Regions from separate parts of the Homo sapiens genome. Here region 2 is linked to region 1. Evidence: chromatin loops called from intact Hi-C (ENCODE). Cell type or tissue: A673. All regions are shown on one strand. Links, peaks and the distances in the headings refer to the core of each region. The heading gives the core; the rest is flanking DNA.

Evidence for each region. Peaks named below come from ENCODE experiments on the same cell type or tissue, not always from the same donor. Only the 100,000 strongest peaks of a DNase experiment are listed, where the experiment ranks them.
Region 2: a loop joins it to region 1, with 2.3 times the contacts of the local background. A loop is called at or near these places in 5 of 110 quality-filtered maps.

Annotation. Positions count from the first base shown.
Region 1 is chr15:52,138,338-52,141,240 of GRCh38, reverse strand. It overlaps GNB5 (G protein subunit beta 5), which reads left to right. Exons shown (of 13, transcript NM_016194.4): 7 at 1-101. Among named protein-coding and RNA genes, the nearest start is that of BCL2L10, 27 kb to the right of the region's middle. RefSeq lists an enhancer at 1,277-1,376. In A673, for the core only: CTCF peaks have their summits at 1,012 and 1,212 (motif pointing right); a DNase peak (open chromatin) is centred at 1,220; H3K27ac peaks cover 960 bases.
Region 2 is chr15:51,781,283-51,784,201 of GRCh38, reverse strand. TMOD2 (tropomodulin 2) reads right to left here. Exons shown (of 10, transcript NM_014548.4): 7 at 1,374-1,481. Among named protein-coding and RNA genes, the nearest start is that of TMOD2, 31 kb to the right of the region's middle. In A673, for the core only: a CTCF peak has its summit at 1,673; a DNase peak (open chromatin) is centred at 1,631.

The DNA.
Region 1 (2,903 bases), core at 1-2,500:
TGACGTTTGACAAAAATGAAAACATGGCTGCCAAAAAGAAGTCTGTTGCTATGCACACCAACTACCTGTCGGCCTGCAGCTTCACCAACTCTGACATGCAGGTAAATAGGCAGCCCCCGGTGTCAGGTTGACCTGCCAAGGAGCACTAAAGAGGAGCTGAGAGGAGAGGAAGCTTTCGGCGTCTCTCTGAACAAGATGGCTGTGCTCCAGTAGTTTGCTCTAAGAGGAAGCTCCTATTGTTTCTCATTAGTTATTATTATTTTAATAACATGAGAAGGTTGGGGCTAGTGATTGTTGGTAGTGTTGAGATAAAACTGCATGGCATATTGAAAATCCTCCTCTGATTGACTTGGCGAGGGTGGGAGTGGAGCAGGGAACCCCCTGGGGTGCAGGCAGTTACTGTGCCCTGGTCTGCGTGCTAACGTGTGTAAAGCTTCACTGAGCTGTCGGGCTTCAGAGCTGTGCACTGCATGCATCTCACTTTACAGTCCTGTTTTAACCAATGCAAAAAGAAAATGCTTCACCATATTAAATCTTTGCTCTACTTTAAATACACTACAGTGAAAACAACACAACCTTTATCACTTTAAGTTTTCTTTAGCAAGTGGTGAAAGCACCGCATCGTTTATTTATTCACACTTATTCAGCAAACCTTCTCAGTACCTACTACCCATATTGCCAGATACCACGTGGCTCTGGGGCCAAAAGCTCAGTCTTGGCCCTCAGGGACCTTCATGAAAACCAATAATGGTTGGACAGTGGGGGAACTGGGGAGCTCCGAGCAGGAGGGGTTGGTCACAGACTTGCTGCTGCCAGTGAAGAGGGACCGCTGCCACTCCAGGCGGCCACAGAGTGTGAGGGAGCACAGTGGGAGGCAGGCAGCCGAGAGGTGGGTGGGGCCAGATCCCAGGGCTCCCTGAGTGCCTGGGCTGGACCCTGTAGGTGACGGGAGCCCTTGCAGGGGTGAGTCAGATTTTGGTTTGTTTAAAAGAGAAAAGTGTCTGAGTTAGATTAAAGCCTTCCATAGTTTACTCTGGCTTCAGTGAATTGATGTCAGGAGGGATGGGGAGGTTAGAGGCAGGGAGGTCAGGTGGCTGGGTAATTGTTCAATTGCTGACTGGAGGGATGTTGGGACTTGCAGTGTCACCATTGTGCCCCTGTTGTTTACACCTATTATTTGAGCCTAACCAGGAATCTTGCAGACTTGTTCACCAGGGGGCGCTGTGGCCACTGACTGGTGCAGTGGCCAAAATGAGATGTCTTTGGGCCTGAGGCAAACCAAAGCAACAGAGGACATTTAGGCTGGATGAAGGCAGGCTCAGGGGGCTACCACGACCATCAGGCATCTGAAGCCCCTCTGTGGAGACCCATCAGACTCGCTCTGTGTTGCCCCGGGGCAGGGTTGGGGATGAAAGGGGGCACCAGTAGGTGAGAAAGTGCTTTCTTTTCCAACAAGCAGCTTAGCCGGAGATAAAGGGAAGTCACAGCTGGCTACCTCGGCGGGGACGCGGCCTGGGAGGCAGGGTAGGTCAAGGGTGGCTCTGGAGGCAGACAGCAGGATTGGATCTTGGCTCCGCTGTGTTCTAGCTGGTGATCCTAGACAGCGTTTGAATTTCTGCGTGCTTCATTTTTCTCACCTGCACATGAGGATAGTAAAGTAGTAAATCTGTCCTGCATAAGGTTTTCTGAGGCTTAAATTAGATGATTCATGTACATAGTGTAGTCCCTGGTAAATATCAGTAAGCGTTAACTCTTATTATTTGTTTGTTTGTTTGTTTGTTTTTTGAGACAGGGTCTCACTCTAGTACCCAGGCTGGAGTACAGTGGCACAGTCTGGGCTCACTGAAGCCTCCACCACCCAGGCTCAAGTGATTCTCCTGCCTCAGCCTCCCAAGTAGCTGGTAGGCCTGTAGTGGGTCTGCAAGCACACGCCACCATGCCTGGCTAATTTTTGTATTTTTTGTAGTGATGGGGTCTTGGTGTGTTGCCCTGGCTGATCTTGAACTCCAGAGCTCAAGCAATCCACTTGCCTTTGCCTCCCAAAGTGCTGGGATTATAGGCGTGAGCCACTGCACCCAGCCAATTTTATTATTATTAACACAAAGCTTCATGGATGATGCTGATACATGGCCTAGTTTGGGTACTACTGAACTCATGAACCTCCAGCTTTCTTCAATCCCTGGGATCTAGGTTGATAAAAGAGAAACTCAAGCGGCTGGTATGAGACTATGGTATTAAACTTACAAATTCTCTGCATTCCAGAACAAATGAGTGACAATGAGTTAGGGGTTCTGTTTAATGCATTTATATGAATAAATGTTTGGTCTTTAAACTTTATTTTTACTTATATTATAATGAAGATCAGAAACACAAAATTGAAAAGTATTAGAAATCTACTTTTAACTTTTAAAAACTATTCATTTCTTTGATCAAACAGTATGGTATGAAAATTTCCTAAATTAAAGAGCAAGACTGGGGTAGTTGCTTAAAGAAAATTGTTTGGACCTGGTGTCTCAAAATAAACTGTAAGTTACTGCAAGTGTTATTAGGAAAGCAGTGAGTTGGAACAGCCACTAGTGGGTGTGGGCCAGGAGAGATTGAGGGAATTTGAGCATCCAACAAAATATGAGTACCCAAATTTCAGCCTCGGTTCAGGTTTTGTGTGTCCATAAGCTACTTTGCTAGCTTAAGTCATCTTGTTGGATGTATGCAGGCCTCCTGAGGGAAGTCAAGGCTGGAGGGGGTCCTGTGGACAGCCAGTGGGTGCAACACCAGGGCGGGAGCAGATTCCCCTCCTTGTAATTTGTTCCTTCCCTGCAAAAAAAGAAAAAAAAATGAGTTTTTTTTTTTTTTTTTTTGAGACCAAGTCTCACTCTGTTGCCCAGGCTGGAGTACAGTGGCGT
Region 2 (2,919 bases), core at 326-2,825, 360 kb after region 1:
GCATAGCTTGATGGTTAAGCTTCCTGGCTGTAGAACCAGAAAGACTTGGTAGTGAATTCTGGCTTTGCCATTTACTGGTTGTATTACCTTGGATAGCTTACTTAACCTCTCTGAAGCTGTTTTCTCATTTGTTAAAGTTGGAACTAATAATAGTATATACCTCATAGTATTACAGTGACAAATGGATGAGATGCTGCATGGAAAGCACGAAGATCAGTGCTGGCATTTACTAATTCCTCAATAAAGTAGCTATAAATAGGAGGAGTTACTAATTGGCTATTGATAGGAAGAATAAAAATCATGATAGTGATGGTATAAGTATTTACCTGGGACAAGGGGCTTCCTTATTTGGCTAAATTATCTAAAATGCATAGGAAGAATAGAACTTTTAGTTGGCTATTTTTCTTTTATCTATCTATCTATCTATCTATCTATCTATCTATCTATCTATCTATCATCTCGTTCTATTGCCCAGACTGGAGTGCAGAGGTGCAATCATAGCTCACTGCAGCCTAGAACTCCTGGGCTCATGCAATTGTCTCACCTCAGCCTCCTAAGTCGCTGGGACCAGAGGTGTACGTTACCACACCTGGCTGGCTATTTTTTTCACATTCTGGTGTCAAACACAGAATGTTTCCTGATTTTGTTGTCTAAGATATTTTAGACACATATTAATCCATTTCAAAGATTAAAATATACTTTAATTTTTCTTTTTTTTTTTTGAGACAGAGTCTCCCTGTCGCCCAGGCTACAGTGCAGTGGCATGATCTCGGCTCACTGCAACCTCCGCCTCCCGGGTTCAAGTGATTCTTCTGCCTCAGTCTCCTAAGTAGCTGGGACTACAGGCGCGTGCCACCATGCCCAGCTAGTTCTTGTATTTTTAGTAGAGATGGGGTTTCACCATATTGGCCAGGCTGGTCTCGAACTCCCGACCTCATGATCCACCCACCTCAGCCTCTCAAAGTGCTGGGATTACAGGCATGAGCTACCGCGCCCAGCTACTTCAATATTTCTATAGATGCCTAATTCCTGAAGGGCTTTAGGGTCATGATATCCAATGACTGTAGATGTGAAAGTTTTAGAAAATGTATCCTAAGCACAGAGCAAACTCTAAATATTCAGTTAGTTAAATGCCAAACTTATCTTGTTTCTTTCTCTGAAAACTGTAATGCTGACAAAATTCCAGATAACTTAAAGCATCTGACAGTTCAGTTCTGAAGTTTAACTATTGCATTGTAACTATAATTTTGCTCACTAACTGTGTAGAAGGTAAGTTTTCCAGATCTAAAAAATTGTTAGCTAATGAAACAAAGTAAATAGAGTTTCCAGTGAATTAAATAACTTCATGTTATATTTCTAAGAATTTTACTCACAATGGCCACAGGGTCATTGCTGCGAGTTGCGGCCAGGCTGAACTTCTTCACGTGAGTGTTGGTCTCCAGAGCCTTTGCAAATTCCCTCAGGGTTGGAATTGGAATGTTCTAAGACAGAGAGGACATGGCTAGTTGATGAACCATTGTATGGCACACTCTTGCCAAGGTAAGAACCCACAACCTTTAAATACCAGGTATGTGTAGATAAATACACGATATCCCTTCTAAATGAGGGTCATTACCTAGCCTTCAGCAACCAAGCTATCCTGAGCTAACAGCACCACTTAGTGTCCAATAGGGGAATCTAAACTACCACTATGGTACCTCTGAGTGTCGTCTTTCTGTTTTCCCTAACCAAGAAAGTATGCAGATACTATACTTCCCTCTTTTTATTTTTCACTCTGTATTCTAGCCAGACTGACGTATTTGCCACTGTTTTAATATACCAAAGTCGTTCTCTTTTTCAGACCTTTATATATGCTTTCCCCTTAGCCTGGAAATTCCTTTTGTCCTTTTCTCTTTCAAGACTCAGATGTAATATCATCTCCTTTGTTTACTGGATCTCCTAGGTAGCATTAAAATTTTTCTTTCTTGCAATTCAATGATATTTGGTGGCTCACCACATCATGTTATAATTATCTGTTTAGTGTTTTTCTCCTAATATAATTGTTTTCAGAGTAAAGACTGAATAAATCTTATTTATCTTTGTAGTCCTTTTTCTAGATCATTTAGCACAGTAATGACCACTGGGGAAGGAGACAATGTGGGGTGCAGTTAGAAGTGGAGAAGAGTCCTGGCTGCACTACAGACTAACTCTATGACGTTAACAACTCTTTAAGTCCAACTAATAATTAAATGAGATAATAAATTCCAAGTATTTAGTAAAGGACATGGCACATAGTAAGTACTCAATAAAAGTTGGTTATTATTAAATGCTAAGAATTGGCCCCAAAAGAATAAACAAAAGAGACTTCAGGTAATGTTTACACACACACACACACACACTCTCTCTCTCTCTCTCTCTCCTACTCTTTCCCTTTGAGAGTGGCATGACTTATTATCAAATTGAATAAAGTGGAAGTGACAACATGTGACTTCAGAAACCAGGTCATAACAGGTATTGTGGCTTCCTGCTTTCTCATCTCTCTGTCTTGGATCACTCGCTCTGGGGAGCCACATGGTGAGAAATGGAGGCCTCCTGCCAACAGCCGCATGAATCTGCCATCTTGGAACTGGATCCTCCTGCCCCAGGCAAGCCTGGTACTGCAGCCCTGGATGACAACTTCACTACCATCTCATTTGAGACCCTGAGCCACACTATCCAGCTAGCCACTACCAGATTCCTGACACTGAAAAATTGTGTGTGAAATAATAAATGTCTGTTGTTTGAAGCCTCTAAGTTTTGGAGTAATTTGTTACTCAGCAATAGATATAACTAATGTACTATGCTTAACTCAGGTATGGTGATTCTTTTCAAATAATTATAGAAATCACTGTTTTCCAAAACCCACTTCTTTTGAATAGGATACCTTGACTCCAACTCAGT